Linked DNA regions of Mus musculus: region 1 is linked to region 2. Evidence: chromatin loops called from intact Hi-C (ENCODE). Cell type or tissue: heart. All regions are shown on one strand.

Region 1 (8,000 bases), 160 kb before region 2:
CTGCCTCCCCGCCTGCTCCACGTATAAATGTCTGCATGGCAGTCCTGTTCTCAGGAGCAGGGCATTCTCAGGGCCCGGGTTCCTTCTTTCTCCACAGGAGTGCATGCGAGTCCCAGGTTTTCTTTCTTTCTTTCTTTTTTCCTGCAAATAAATAAATATTCCCCCTAGTTTCTTTCCCAAGTTAGGACTTTTAGAGGCTCATAAAGGTTTTGTGTATTTGGGGGACAGGGAATTAATTCAGCCAGTGCAGGATAGCTAAATATGTGGGCTGTTGCAAGCCCCCTGTTTGGGATCAGTATCTTGCCCCGGAATTTTACAGTTCCAGCCTTCTTGACCTGGCCAATATCCTCTTTGGAGCTTCACCGGGCGTTGGGATCTCAGCACTTAGTGTATGAAGGAGTGCTTAGGATTTCTTAGTAAATACACCTAGGTTATTTCTTCTATGACCTCAAGCTAGAGCCTCAAGGACTGGAAGGGGTTTGGCTTCTAGATCTCTGAATTGTGGCCTTCTTGCTGGTGTCTCTGGCTTCCCAGTTTGGTAATGTCTTGGAGTTGAGCACCAACCACCTTTCTATGATATGCTTTGGTCTAAGCTCAGACCCAAGTGGCCACTGCCAGAACCGGACTAAGCCAGGACTGGGAGCTGGCTGAAGTGTCTGAGGTGAAAGGGTGGTTGGAGGGATCCAGGGCCTACTAATTTAAATGCCAGATCTTCTCTAAGACACTGTCTGGGGTCGCCATCCATAAGCGCCCCAAAGGTGCTGTGCAGTTGAACATCCACACTAAACATCCCCAGCTGGCAGCTGTTTTGCTGGGATTGAAGGCTGGGACTATCCAACAAGACCTATTTCAGACTGCTTGGTGCCCTGGGCTGCAGGACTAGGGATCCCCACACAAGCCCCCTCAAAGTCCCTCAGTTCGTACTTACTTTCCAGTCTTATGAAAATAATTTATTTCTAAACTCAGAAATACGGTATATTTACATATGCATGTATGTATATATATATATATAATATAATGTAATATATATGTGTGTATACACACGCATACATATATATATATTGAATGATGCACGGTGGCTCAGTTATCTGCCTACCTGGATTTCTTATGCATTTATTTATGTCACCTCCACTGTACTGCAGATACCTAAAGAGCTATAGACAGAGCTCTATTCAGCTCTGGCTGTAGGAAATATTCACTAGGTGATTATTAGACATAAGTTCTAGCTTGGGCCCCGATAACACTCAAGCAAGGAATGTAAAAAAAATACATCACAAGTAAGGACAAAACCAAACCAACCCTTGCTTTATAATTTTCCCAATTTAATTATATGTGCACCCATTTAGAATGTAAGAATATGTATTTTTATCCTATAGGCATCAATTTCCAGACTTATGTGCCCTTGAAACCAGAAGCAATAAATGGTGTTGGTACTGAGCACTGAGATGTTTGTATAATTTTACCTTCACATGGATAAAGCTTACACATGGCTCTGCAATAAATTCAATCTTGTCATTTTTAGGATTGAGAGGATATCTCTGGCCTTCGTTGGTGTCATATTAAACTGAGTAAGTCCAACCAGCAGGCATCCAACTGAAAATGTCTCCCGGGTGGCATGTACCGGTGAGCCTAGGCTCAGTTGCAGGCGCGAGATGACTCCCCATGCCTAGGAGGTAGTGGTTTCAGCCCTACTGTTCTCTTGGTGCCCAAGGTTTCATGGCCTAGTAGCTCAAGCTTTAGAAACCTACAGGGTTTCTAGAGTCCGCCCCCAGCGAAAACTGAAAGCAAATTCCACAGCAGAGTCTGAACTTTGCTTCAAGCAAGTTTTCTCCAGAGAATTAGAGGTGGCTTTGGGAGGCCAAAGTTAGTGTGAGCACACGAGGGAGGGGACCTGGTGGCCTAGCTTGGCCAGAGGCAAATTGAAGGCACCCTCTTCCTTATTTCTGTTACTCCTTAGTGCCCACCTCCGGTCTGCTGCCGACGCCCAGCATGGGTGTCTACAGTTCGCACCGGGTGGTAAAGGAGAAGTAGCTTTGTACAGAGCCTTGCTCAGAGTACTCTGCCTGATCCAGCTTGAGAAAATTTGAGTCCAGATCACCTTCTGCGGGGAAGAGTGGTTAGAAGTTAATCCGAGCAGTCCCTGGCCTAGCTCTGTGTCCTAACTTCCAGCTAGCGTGTAAGTTATCTGGGGCCACCTGCGCAGCAAACTTCCAGCTCTGAGCCCCGACTTCTGAAGAGGGCACTCACAGGGCCGTTTCGGCCTCAGCCCGGGAGGAAAGCTTGCTTCGGGAGGATGAGTGTGTGGATCCCACGCACACGTGGTTGCCCAGACCCTTCTAGATCCCCTAACTCGAGGCGCTTCCCTTGGAGATTCGTGGATTTGGGGTTCTAGCAAAGGTGCAAACTGAGCGCTTGGACTCAGGCGGGGGGCGGTTGCCAGTCTCTCCGCCGGGCCTGTCCCCAGGCTGGCCGTAGTGGGTGAGTGATGAGGGCAGAGAAGGGCGCCCATAAATCCCGAGTGTCAGGGCGAAAAACTCTCTTTATTGTCTGCATGATGGATGGGCCCGGGGACGAGACACCAAATACTTCGTATCGCCTTTAAATGGGAACACATTTTTCGCAGCCATAATTCATGTTTTTTAAATAGAAAGTTTGAAATGTTGCCTATATTTCACCGGCCCTGACATATTTATGAATCGTTCCTTGCATGCAAATATCATTATTTAAAGCGACCGGGAGAGCGGGAGTGGGGTGGGATGGGGGGAGGGGAGGAGGCGCGGGGCCCCTGGGGCGTGGGAGTGGTAAACTGGAGACCGGTAAATGGAGGGGATTCATCTCCCTAAAATGCAGATGATGGGGCGCGGAGAAAAGCTGTGTCTGGAAGCTGAGCAAGCCCTGGGACTTCGCTCCCGCTGACGACGTTGCTAGGCCTCCTGAGGAGGTCCGCTCGGCTTGGGACCAAGTGCAAGTTTCCTAATCTTGGGGGGGGGGGGAACCAAAAGATAATTTGTAACCTTCTTTGAAGCTGAAGCCACATTTTCCAAGGAAGAAGTTTAAAAAAGGAAGAGTTTAACAAACACAAGTAATAATAACAACCCATCGTGTTTCGTGTTCTTTGCCAGTACATCGATTTTATTGATTTTCATTCTGCAAACATGGGAGTGTGCGCACCCGGTGGGGCAGCTGTCAGTACGCAGTCACCACGCAGAGTGGGTGGGGGAAAATCCTCAGTTGTCACCGCTCCATCTCCCACCCCATCTATTCAGTTCAACAGCTTCCAGGCACAATGGAGACTGCTCAAGACGCGGGGACACAAATGATCCGGTCCCCAAGCTGAAGGGCTTCAGTCCCGCCCCTTCTATCTGCCCAGCTCCAGCACCATTCCGGGGCTCCGCGTTCTCTCTCCCCCACCACTGCAGGATCAACACAGTCTCTACCTCTCTCCAAGTCAATCTTTCCCTGGAGGCACCTACACCTGCGCCCTTACTTGCCCACACTTTACCTGTGAGCTTCTCAGCGGCGCCAGCGGCCCCGCGGATAACCGAGAAAGGATGGGGAGGGCGGGAAAGTGGGAGGGTCAGAGAGCAGCCAGTTGTTCCGAGCCAGGATCCTCCTTCTAGACCCGAAGCTGGGGTGCAGGTTTAAGTCGCTCTAGGAGCTGAATTGAGCGCGGGAGGGAGACCCAGGGGTGGGCGGGCCCAGGGCCAGCAGCACTTCCGCTGGGGTGGGGCTGAGGGCTGACGTGGGCTCCGCCCTCTGCCGCGTCGACCCGCCTCCTACAATTCAGTCTTCATAGCTGAGAGTTTCTTCAGTACCAGTCCAAAGCCTGAAGGCAGTGGCAGCTCCCTTTTCCTACCTGCCTTTACTTTCTTTTTACATCCTGAGAACAGAAGGACCTACTATCAAGAGCCTAGGCCCCAGGTAGAGTCCACCCCCCACCCCCAAGATTTATCCAAACTTCCGTCCTTTGGTGGACTCACCTGGTGCAGAGTCCTCCACGCTTTCTCTGGTATTCAACCATAGGTTCTGTAGAATAGGTGGGAGTACAACCAGTGCCTCCGGGGTCTCATCTTTCAGTAGGAACAAAACTGTTTTTTCCACATTAAGTACTTTTATGCAACTGCATGTCATTAAATAAATCTACATCTCATTTAAAGGAAGTGACCATTCATGTGTAATCAGTTGTCCAAATTAGAGCAAGAAGTCTGTGGATGGGGAAACAAAACAAAGATGAAAAACAAAGGACAAAACACTAACACTTTTTGATAGATTGTTTTGTGTCTGTACTATAAAAGAATTCTGTGTGAATTATGCCCTCAAAGCAACCCTCTAAGACAGTTGCTGTGAATATCCTGTTTTAGAGATAAATTGAGCACAGAGAGGAGATATCGGCCTTGCCTTCCTCACATCCCTTCCTTTCTCTTCAGATCCTGGGGCAAGACTTCTGAAGTCTGGGATGTTTGCCCTGCTAACTGGATGCATGTGGAGCTGAGAGGAGCACTGAATTGTATAGAGGATTTGAGAGGTGTCACTGGAGTGGCCTCCTGGGAAAGCTGACCATTGAGCATCCTGGTTTCTCCCCGGAAGTCTCAGCCAGGAGGGCCAGAGAGCTCTCTGGGGGTAGGAGTGGTGGTTGAGTAAAGCAAAGACTGGGGACAGACACACAGAAGCCCTGAGCTCAGTTCCCAGCACTCACCACAAAGTAGGTGTGGTCTGTTCCTGTAATCTCAGCACCTGAGACCTGGTGAAACTGGATTAACAACAACAAAACCAAGCAACAATAACAAAAATCCCAAACAACAACAACAATGATAACAACAAAGCTGTGTCTGGAAGCTGAGGGCTTCTTTCTCTTTTAAAAACATGTGTGGTTTCTAGTGGTTCTTAGCACCACTATGGACCTGTTTCTCATGGCTGATCTGATCTGGCTTCCCGGGGTCTTAGCCTCTTGCTCCCACTCACCCAGAGTTCCCACTATCCCTGGCTTTCTTTTGATTGCTCCAATAGGCCAGGCTACTTCCCACCCCAAGGGCTTTGCTGATGCCTTCTGTCCTGTTCTCTCCATCTGACTCCCCTTCCCTTTCCTAGAGCGTCAAGTAGAGGCCACCTCATGCGTACCCTGTAACCTCAGCTGTAACAGGATGTTCTGTGGAGAGTTTGTCTTCTCCCTGGGATGGTAAACTCCAAGGACAGAGCCCTTTCTTCCAAGGGATGAAGATAAATAAACTCAATGATGTCGATTGTGTGGATAATTACATCTTAGGCTCACTGCACTTTGGAAGGGGCACCATGAAGTCTTCTCAGATCCTAGGACGTTCTCAGTTTAGAGAGGGGAAATAATACACAAATCTCATGAGAAATATGACTATGTTGATTTTTATGTTGTAAATGTCAATTAAATAGAAGCTTGAGGGGCTGGAGAGATGGCTCAGTGGTTAAGAGCACTGACTGCTTTTCCAGAGGTTCTGAGTTCAATTCCCAGCAACCACATGGTGGCCCACAACCATCTGTAATGGGATCCGATGCCCTCTTCTGGTGTGTCTGAAGAAAGCAATAGTATACTCATACACATAAAATAAATAAATCTTTTTTTTTTTTTCAAGAAAGCTGGAGGAGTTGAAGAGGAGCAACACCTTACTTGGACGTTCAGAGTGGAAGGTGTGCTGATTGACAGGATGAAGGAGGAAACTTGCCTCTCCTCATGACCATTCCTCCCAGTTCAGGCAAACACATCAAGGGTTTAAGACTCTCCTGGATGAGCTGCCCATCCTGGTGGCCCTCTTTCTTTTGGCCCTCTTCACATTTAGTAATCTCTGTCAGTTCTTTGCTGCTATGATAGCTGGCTCATTCTCCTGCCTATCTCAGACTCTTGCTCTTCTGATCCATCTGTCATACCTGCCTGGCTAGTTTCCTTGACTACATCATTCCCTTGATCAGAAGCCCTCAGTGATTCCCTGTTGTCCATGCATAACATTTAACTCTTCAGAAAATAATTCGGTTTTAGACTACTTATAGAAAGCTTAGAGTTGCACACCAAAGTTATGTATGTTCATATCAGCCAGGAAAATTTCAAAAATATAAAAAGAAAGAAAAAAATAAAAAGATCACCCCACCTCCTCTCCATTTCCCACTTAGTTTCCTGAGGTTGGTTTCCAGTGCTAGCTAGTTTTGAGTGTACTTTTTGATGATGATGTTGTGTGTGGGTGTGTGTGTGTGTTCAGGTTCTGGGATCATACTCAGAGTCCTTGAACATTCTATCTAAGTACCTTACCCCATGAGCTACAGCCCAGCCATTACTTTAAAAGATACATTTATCTGTTTGTGTGTGTGTGTGTGTGTGTGTGTGTGTGTGTGTGTGTGCTATACACTCATGCATGCACATGCTACAGCACCTATATAGGGGCTAGAGGACAACTTTTAGTAATAAATTCGTTCCTTTTACCATGTGAGTTTTGGTGACTGAGCACAGGTCTTCAGGCTTAGCAGCAAGCATCTCACTGTCTACCCTGACTCCCCTTTACTTTCTTTAAGACATGGTTTCTCCATGTAACTCAGTTAGGTTCTCCAGTGCTGGCTAACTTGTTTTAAAACTTCACAATGATATATAAAAAATATAAATACATATAAATGTATGTATTATTTTAAGCTACTTCTTTAATGTTAATTTTTATTTATTTATTTCCATTTTACATGCATCAGCATTTTGCCTGCATGTATGTCTGTGTGAGGGTGTCAGATCTTGGAGTTACAAACAGTTATGAGCTGGCATGTGGGTGTTGGGATTTGAACCCAGTTCCTCTGGAAGAGCAGTCAGTGCTCTTAACTGCTGAGCCATCTCTCCAGCCATGCATATATATATATATATATATATATATATATATATATATATGCATGTTTATTCAACCATTCTACCATCAATGCACAAATAGATTGCTATCATGTTTCTTTTTTTATTGTCTTTTATTATCTTTTTATTTTTTTATTTTTTTACACTCCAGATTTTATTCTCCTTTCCTGGTCCACCCTCTAACTGTTCCACATTCCATACCTCCTCCCACCCCGCTACCATGTTTCTTTAATTAATAAAATTTTGTGCCTGTATTATTGCAACCAGTGATTTTATTTTTGTAGTACAGAGTACCAAATTACAATAGTCTATACAAAAACCAAATTAAATTTCTTTGTTCTCACTACATGTCATGTGTTTTTCTTTTCTTTTTGCCTGCCTGCCTGCCTGCCTTCTTTCCTTCCTTCCTTCCTTCCTTCCTTCCTTCCTTCCTTCCTTCCTTCCTTCCTTCCTTCTTCCCTTCCTCCCTCCCCCTCTCTCTTTCTTTCCTTCCTTTCCTCCTCCTCCTCCTCTTCTTCATCCTCTTCCTCTTCTTCCTTCCCTTCCTCCTCCTCTTCCTTTTTTTGAGACAGGGATTTTCTGTGTACACTTGACTGTCCTGGATCTCACTCACTCTGTTGGCCAGGCTGGCCTTGAACTCAGAGATTCCCCATGTCTTTGCCTCCTAAGTACTAGGATTAAAGGTATGCACCATCACCATCCAGTCAGTATATTTTTCTACCTCTGCCCCACTTCCTGAGATGGCCCTTGTCCCCATTCTCAACCAACTTCTAATCCTGCAATGACCAAGTCTGTTGCTAGCTATGCTGTTGTCTTCCTCTTTTCTTCTCCTCAGCAATGTAATGATGTGTCAGGTCCAGGAAGTAGGTTAAGATCAGTGTAGAACAATCATAACTCTCCTGTCTTCTTTCCCAGCCATCTTTGCAGCTAGAGATGGCCATGAGACCATCTTGTGGTAAATGGGGATCATGTGGCCAAGCAGAAGAGGAATGTTGTGACATACACTTATGACATCCTCCATGGTGATGTCGCAAATGCTCTGGTCTGTCTCTCACTCTCCGTTCTCTCTTCTCCCGTGAACTTGAACCAAACATCTAGAGCAGTAGCCACCATGACCACAAGGAAAAGTCTAAGTGAACAGCAAAGCGAGCCT
Region 2 (8,000 bases):
TAGCGCTCAGACTGGCTTTGAGCTCACCTGACGGCTGAGGCTGACCTTCATCCACTTTGCCTCTTCTTCCTGAGTTTTGGGGTAATAATTGTGCCACATTGTACCCAGTTTATGAAGTACAGTGGGTTTCACCCAGGGCTTTCATGAGACCAGGCCTGCCTGTACTAATAGCTATGTCCTCAGCTCAGAAAAATAAAATTAACTTGCAAAAACCAACAGCAAAATGTTCTGTTGCTGCTTAAAACAATCCAGTGGGGGTTTTCTCCCCTTTGTCCAAAAGCATTGTCATCCTTGGAGTCTGTTAAGTATTGGTACAGCTTTTCTGTCTAGTGCCCAGCCCCTGTGAGGTTTCTAGTATAACTCCTTCCTTCCTCCTCCTGCCATTCTTAAATTTATCCAGTATATGGAGAAATTCAACAATTTTCATTAAGAAGTTGTCAGAAAGGAAAAAAAAATATTTCTGAAAGATAAATTCAGGCATGAAGGACCCTACTTTCTTAGTGTGTTGCATTTAACAAGAGGGTCTGGCTTTTGTCCAGATGTGTTCACCTCTGGACAGTGTCCTGACTTTAATCAGCCACAATGATCTGGGCCTGTCTTCCTCTTACCTTTGTGTATCAGGTGGTCCAGAAGAGGGGCTGTGGGCATGGGGGTGCAGAGAGGCGAGGAGAGGTGACTAGAGAGAGAAGCCTCAGAGGTGACATTTGAGAAACACTCTGCACCAAGGAGTAAAAAAAAAAAAAAATTAATCAAAGATTTCCATCTAGCCATTACCGGCTGGCGTGCATGGCCTCTGAGCCTCTGAGCTAAAAAGTCTGCAGAGTCTCCTGGCGCTATTGAGTTTGTCTTGTAAAAGTGCAGCTGTCCAAAACATGACAGCTACAGCATTAGCAGGGCCATTAAGAGGTGTAGAACATTTCCAGGGAAATGATTTGAAAAATGACAATGCTGGCTCCCGTGCGATATTAATTATACCCTGTACCCGTGGCAAATAAGCTAAAATAGTTGGCAAGAAAGACAAAGTGAGGTGTCCTGGTTCTGACCGTCACTCTTGTCACACGGTCACCAGCCTAGTAGAGCTGATGGTCAGCAGGTAATTGTAGAGGTGAGGGGACATGCTTTAGGCCCAGCTATCTGTCAGGCTGTGTGTGAAGGGCAGACTCACGGTGGGCATGGCTCACGGGAGCTGAGGTGTTAGAGGGTGAAGGGTGGGGCCTGTGAGGTAATGTTACTAGAACAGCCTGCAGTGGCATTGGCGGGAGTTGTGGATTTCTACACTTCCCAGTGTGAGAGTCACCAGACCCAGGCAGTGATGGAACGCTTGAGACACAAGCCATTGTGGCTGAGGGTGTGGGGTCTAAATTGTATTTCACTTTAATTAAGATGTAAATATCTACAGAGAGCTACCACACCGAGCAATGAGGGACCTTAGAAAGTAGCTGCTCCACGGGACTGGGTTTGGACGGGAGTGTGACTGTTCGTGGTGATCAGAGTCAGGGTCTGTGCTAGATAAGGAACATGTGGCTTTCTCGTCCAGCCTTTGTTTCCTCCACTAGGAGTCCATTGTATAGCTGGGGAAACTGAGGCACGGGGCTCCCATGTGGACCAGCTTAAGGTCACAGAACAAGTGAGGCAATAGGTTTGCTATTGCCAGTTTCATCATGCCCCTTCCTTGGGAGCGGCGTCCTGTCCATGGGCACCCAGAAGGTTACTGTTCTCTTCAGGTCATCTGGAGCTGGGGCTCTTCTGTCATAGCATTCTTCATCTTAACATTCAGCACTCTATGTGAGGCATGTGCCAACTCTGAAACTACTCGAAGGGAGCCCCCACATCCCTTGTGTTGGCCAGAACTTTCTGGAGTGCCACCAGCCAGTTGGTTCCATCCTGGAGAGAGCCCTCCTATAAACCTGTCCACCCTGTAATCCTGAATCAAGCGTTTGGCCTTTAGGCCAGATGCATTCTCCTGCTTCTCCTCTCCCTGCTGATCCTGTAGCTAAATTACCCTGTGTAAACAAGGCTTGGAGGCTCCTGACTGTGAGAGATGAGCTGCTGGCTTTTGTGGAGGAAGAAAATAGACCTGGGTTGGAAGAGGTCATGAGCAGGTCAAAGTGCCAGAGGAAAATGCTGGAAGGTCTCCAGTTTCCACACTTGGAAGTGCTTCAGGAATGTGCGGTGTGCCCCCTGGAATAGGTAGGTGTCTATATGCCATATATACAGCCACCTATATGTTTTAACTGGAATCCCCTCGTATGGCTTATTAAATAAAAAATACACATTAAAATAACAACGACAACAAACAACCCAGTGAAGGTCAGCCCAGACCTTTGGAAGAACTGTTGAAATAGGGCTGGGCGGTTATCTGCTAATCCCCCAAGTGTGCACAACTCCAGAAACAGCACTCCGTGTTAAATCTCCAAGTGCAAAGAAAATGCCTTGAAATTACAGTGTTTGGTAAATTAGAGACTTGCTCTCAGCAGCTCCCCCTTCCAGGGCTGAGGCCCAGCCATTTCCACTCTTCCTTGTTTACCTTAAAACCCACTTTACTGCCTGTGGTGTCTCTGTTAACCTCCAGAACCCTTGCGATTTCATTCATGTGATTTGTTATTGAATGACCTTTTGAGGATTTTACAAAACATGACCTTTTCTTGTCAAACATTCAAGGGTCTGTAAAGTGAAGCTGTCAGGGGGACTCTGTGTGTTTGCTAATTATAACTAATATGTTTCCCCACATCCTTGGAAATGCAAATCGCTTATTTGTCCCATGAATGGCTGCTCTTTCTTGCCTGTTAGTTTGAGAAGCTTGGGAGCCTCTCAAAGGGGCTTCTCTGGCCTGGGAATCCCTACCCTCGTCTTAAAGGCCTAGGGAAAGGGAAAGCTGATTTTGTTGTAAGTTAATTTGACCCCTTGGGAACCACAAAGGAAGATGCCACGGGGCGGGATGGTGGTAGGGGAGAAGGACAGAGTTCAGAACAATCCAATTCTCCAGAAAGTAATGGGCTAAGGGCAATCTCAGGAATGTTCTGTGCTGTTCTAATACTTAACCCAAGGGAAAGGGCTTTTTGTTTGTAGGTGGAAACAAAGGCAACGGGAGGGAATTTCTGTCTAGGACAATAGGATTACAGGGAACGAAACATTACAACCTGCTTTCCTTCCCTTGATTTTGATAGTTAAAATGGAGCCATCACTTCAGCCAAACGACAGATACAGTGTTGCAAGGGCCTGGCCTCTGCTTAGAGTTGTCCAAGCATTTGCACATTTCCCTCACCTCAGCGCTATGATCCAGGTGAAAGTTATCATTATCATTGCCAGGTTACACGGCACAAAGGAGCTTCAGGAGAAGTAACTTGGACAGGGTCTGTTGCCAAAGTCAGGCTTTGACCCATGGTCTTTCAGACTAGAGGATGTTAGAATGTTTCCTCAGAAGTATGAGTTTTGACTTGACAAGTGCTACTAACCTACTTCCCTTCAAAACTTTCTTTTCTCTACCAGAAGGGTTTTGTGTGTCTTTTCTTCTCCAGAGTGTTAGCTTCAGAAATTGATAATTACTTAACTGAGCTATGGACAGCTTTTCTGAATCCCAGTTTGGGGAACTCAGGACCAGATCCGATCATGGGAGAAGAGGTAAGGAGTACTTGTCAGGCTCCGGATGTATTTACAAATAGATCTGGTCAGACTTCTTATTAGTAAGAAACTACACTCTCTGAACATCCCAAATGACACATGGTTACTGTCATTGATGATTTGAGGTTAAAGGGGGAGGGATTTTGATTTTGAGTGACTAAGCAACGACTGTTTGTTTAAAGGGAAAGGGTGGGATCACATACGAACTGAATAAACCTATTTTCGGAGCTTGGAGAAATTCCATTTGCACTGTGTAAATTGCTGGAAGATAGCGTTTTGTTTTGGTTCCTTTCCACTCAAGGTGGGGCTGTGGCTTCAAGAGGTCGACCAGCCATAAAGTTGCTGCATGTTGGACTGGCTCCCCAGAGGCTAATACAGAGCCTCTTTTATAAGATTCAAATGCTTGGCCCTGCTCCGCTGTTGATCCCCCCAGTCATTTGGAAAACTCAATTTATCTAGGTAGGGGGATTATTGGGTTTCTCCAGCTTCCAAGTATAACTCCTAGGAGATGTCTTTGAAATGACTTTCATGTGTTTTCCTTCCTCATTCTGTTGATGGACATAGATGCGCAAGGTAATTTGTGTCTTTGGAACAATGGAAATTTTTGAAGTATTAGCTCATTGTTTGGAAAGGGTCATTACAACTTTATGTACTAAAAAAAAAGTTCAGACTGAGGATAGAAAAATATATTTCACTCCTTTTATGAGTCTGCTCTCAAGAGCCAAGCAATTTGTTATAAAAGGACGTAAGAAATATCGAGAATGAGAAAAAGTTATTCGTTTTATAAAGCCTCGTCCCTCTTCATGCCTCTTTCCCCACCAGCCCTTGACTGCTCCATAAATGACCCTCAGTGTGAGAGAAGCTGTCCACCCTGCTATTTCACATGTATTGAAGATGTTTATGAGGGGTAGTTAGATTTCAAATGTACAGTAACCCAGTTTTCCACTAAAGAGGACCCTTATATCTTAGTGCCTAATGCCATTGGTTTATGCATTTCAGGGGCATGCCATTCTGTATATAGTCAGCCTGACCTTAAAGTTTTTTAAAAGTCACCATTTCCTAGAGTAGATCCCAAGTGAAGAAGGAAATCATGAAAGTTTCATTTTGGCAGCTTCTCTTTTAAAGCAAGTGAAGTTTAGGGTCTGTGTCATGATTAAGAATGGACTTTTAAAATGAATTCTGTCAGTGACAGTCAGTGGTGATAGCCTGAGCCACCTCCACACTTTGCCTGAGTCTTTATGGTAAGAAAAAGAAAAAGGAAAGAAAATTCTCCCAAATATGATTAAATTCATTTCAATCATATAAAGTAATTTTAGTAGACGGAAAGTGATGGAAATTTATGAGAGGCCAGACATCAGATCTTTGAGAGAGTAATTGTATGAGTTTGCTGATTCTTGGGACTATAAGGGGAAATATTTAATAATCTGATGAAAAGGAAGGCTGTTTGCTTTAAACAAGAAGCACATGAACATTTCAATTTGCTTTTGGTTTCAGGGATTCACAGATCACACTCACGGTTGTCTTTGCTACCCCAGGTTAGTCCCCTTACATTAAAGGTCTCCCTACACACCCTGGGAGACTTAATGCCTGACCAAGGAGCCAATTCAGTCACTGGTGTGCATTCAGTTTCTAAAGATTAAGGTAAAATTTGCTATATTGAACATGAAATTATTGGCTCCTGTCCACGATGCCGTATCCCTAGTATCGGGTGGATGAAGACAGCCCAAGATCTTGATACACACAGTTGGGATGGTAGAAATCCACTAATGACTGTGGAGATGGCTCGGTTGGTAAAGTACTTACTGTACAAGCATGAAGTTTGGATCCCCAGCACCTGTATAAAAGGCTGGGTACAGTGGCACGTGCCTGTCAACCCAGTGCTGGAGACAGGAGGACCCAGGGCTTTCTGGTCAACCAGCCTAGCTTAATCACTGAGATCCAGATTCAGTGAGTGTGCGCATGCACGCACACACACATGTGCATGCACGCATACCTCCCTATTTACTAATTTTGAATTTTGAAGCTGTATAGTTTAATGAGAGCAAAATGATGAAGTTAGTGTTAGGAGATGCAGGTTTTCGCTTTTTCCCGTGTTGAACGAGACATCTGATCTGTCTGATCTCCAGTTTTATCACTTGACTCGTGACTCTCATGTATGATTTCAGCACCAATTATCCATTCCCCTTTTGACTTTCCACTCGTATTTTATTTATTTAGTGCATATATGTTCAAGAGCACGTGGAGGCCAGAGGTCAACCTTATGTGACTCCCTTGGGTGTTATCTTCTTTTACTTCTGTACTTTCTCTTCCTTCCTTCCTTCCTTCCTTCCTTCCTTCCTTCCTTCCTTCCTTCCTTCCTTCCCTCCCTCCCTCCTTCCCTCCTTCCTCCCCTCCCTCCCTTCCTTCCTTCCCTCCTTCCTTCCTTCCTTCCTTCTATCTTTTCTTTTTCTTTTTGGTAGAACTAGCAAGCAACATACCAAGTAGGCTAAGTTGGCTGTCTAGTATCCCTGGGGATCTATCTGTCTCTGCCTCCTTGGGGCTGGCATCACAAACACCCTCTACTATGCTCAGTTCCTTAGTTACCCTCTATCATGCAAGGTGAATGCTTTAGTGACTAAGTCATCCCTGGGCTGCCATTTGTATACCATAGAATCAAGTTCACTGTGCAAAAAGAGAAAGTTAGACCTGATTTTACTTTTTAGGAAGCTTTCATATTTAATTTGGGCATTTCAGAAAGTCAAGGATATATAATATTTTATATATTATATGATATGTACTATATATCACAATATATAACACATTTTATGTGTCATATATCATATAACACTATTATATAATTATATGTAATAATTATATAATCATAGTTCATATATCATATAATATAAAGTATATATTATATATCATGTATATGGGTATGTATGTAACATATGTTATATGATATATAAAATATTTATTATAATGCATATTTAGTATATATATAGTATATGTATTACAGATGTATAATATGTAGTAATATAGTAATATGCTACATGATATATAATATATAACACTATTATATAATTAGATATAATATATAACTATATATGATATAGCATCATATATAATTATATATGCTATAATAATTATATGTATAATAAAAATAAATTAAAAAAATACATAATCTAGATTTTCTGTTACAGTAGAAATCCAAGCATCCTTGGGGATAAAATACAGTAAATGACAGAAAATTTTTGGAAAAATTCTTGGAGTATTAGTGTGGGGCCAGAATTACTGTTCAGACCCTTTAAGGCACAGGAGTTGAATTTCTTTACAAGGGTTCATGTCTATCATCATCACCTCTGTCATCTCCAGCTATTCCTTGCCAGAACTTTTGCAGTTGGTCTGTGCTCTATGGCCATGTTAAAGTTTCTCTTTGATGCAAGTTGTGGGGAACTGAAATGAGGGAGGATGCTCCCAGAGAACTAGAGTAAGAGAGGATTCTCTCACAGGTTTCTAGTAGCTAGAGGAAAGAAAGACGCTCACTAAGACAGTTTGCTCACATCAGCCCCAGTCGCCATGACTAGCTGATACCACTGCATGGCTCCTGTGACTAGCGGCTGTGGCGTGGAGAAGTCTGGGCTTGGGCAAGGAGACTCTTGGATTTTAAGTTAATTTTCTGAGTTTGATTTATGTCTTCTTAAGGCTCTTTTCCTTCCAGTGCTGTTGTTGCTTTTCTAGTTGCTCAGCTGATAGTCCCTGTTTAAGAGGAGGAGACACTGTTGTACTTCGTGGCTTACAGCAAGCTCCAATCAAGAGGCCGTCTGTTCTCCATCTAAATATGTCCTGTGTTTTCCATGTTAGGCTGGAATAGAGAGTAGAGCCCAGTAAGTTTCTCCGCTGTGGGATTGTTTATCTCAAACACTAGTAGTGGGAAAACAGAAAGAAACATTTGCCCCTTGTGCTAAGATGTCCTCTCTAGTCATTCTTTATAAGACAGGGATGTCAGCACTGATGGGAACAAAGCAATGCTCAGTGTCTTAGAGAACAAGAGATAGAGTCCACAGGAAAGGACCCCCCACCCCTTTTTCTGGCTGTACAGTAAGATTCTTTGGCATGGTGTGTCTGGCTGATGGAAAAAGATGCTCGTCACTCTCATGGGCACTGAAACTATTCCTGGTCTCACATCTTTTGAAAGAATGTTTGTCTTCTAGTGGTGACATAAGCATCCACTGCTGGAAGTGTCCTCTATGAAACCAAGACTAGATGGGGCTAGATAGATATGTGTATGTGTGTTTACGTGTATGTGTGTCTGTGTGTGTGTGTGGGTGCGTGTATGCATGTGCACACAGGGCATGTGTGACCATGCATGTATGTGTGTGTGTGTCCATACATGTTGGGTG

What was found. Peaks named below come from ENCODE experiments on the same cell type or tissue, not always from the same donor. Only the 100,000 strongest peaks of a DNase experiment are listed, where the experiment ranks them.
Region 1: a loop joins it to region 2, with 2.4 times the contacts of the local background. A loop is called at or near these places in 3 of 42 quality-filtered maps.

What each region holds. Positions count from the first base shown.
Region 1 is chr14:21,991,949-21,999,948 of GRCm38, forward strand. It overlaps A330001L22Rik (a long non-coding RNA gene), which reads left to right. Exons shown (of 2, transcript XR_001781181.2): 1 at 1-2,176; 2 at 5,608-6,622. Among named protein-coding and RNA genes, the nearest start is that of Zfp503, 6.3 kb to the left of the region's middle. In heart, no CTCF peak of the experiment used is centred here; DNase peaks (open chromatin) are centred at 1,813 and 3,683; H3K4me3 peaks cover 3,385 bases; H3K27ac peaks cover 1,561 bases; H3K27me3 peaks cover 4,407 bases.
Region 2 is chr14:22,153,215-22,161,214 of GRCm38, forward strand. The region is part of intron 2 of Lrmda (leucine rich melanocyte differentiation associated); the gene reads left to right. Among named protein-coding and RNA genes, the nearest start is that of Gm41107, 130 kb to the left of the region's middle. In heart, no CTCF peak of the experiment used is centred here; no DNase peak of the experiment used is centred here; H3K27ac peaks cover 481 bases.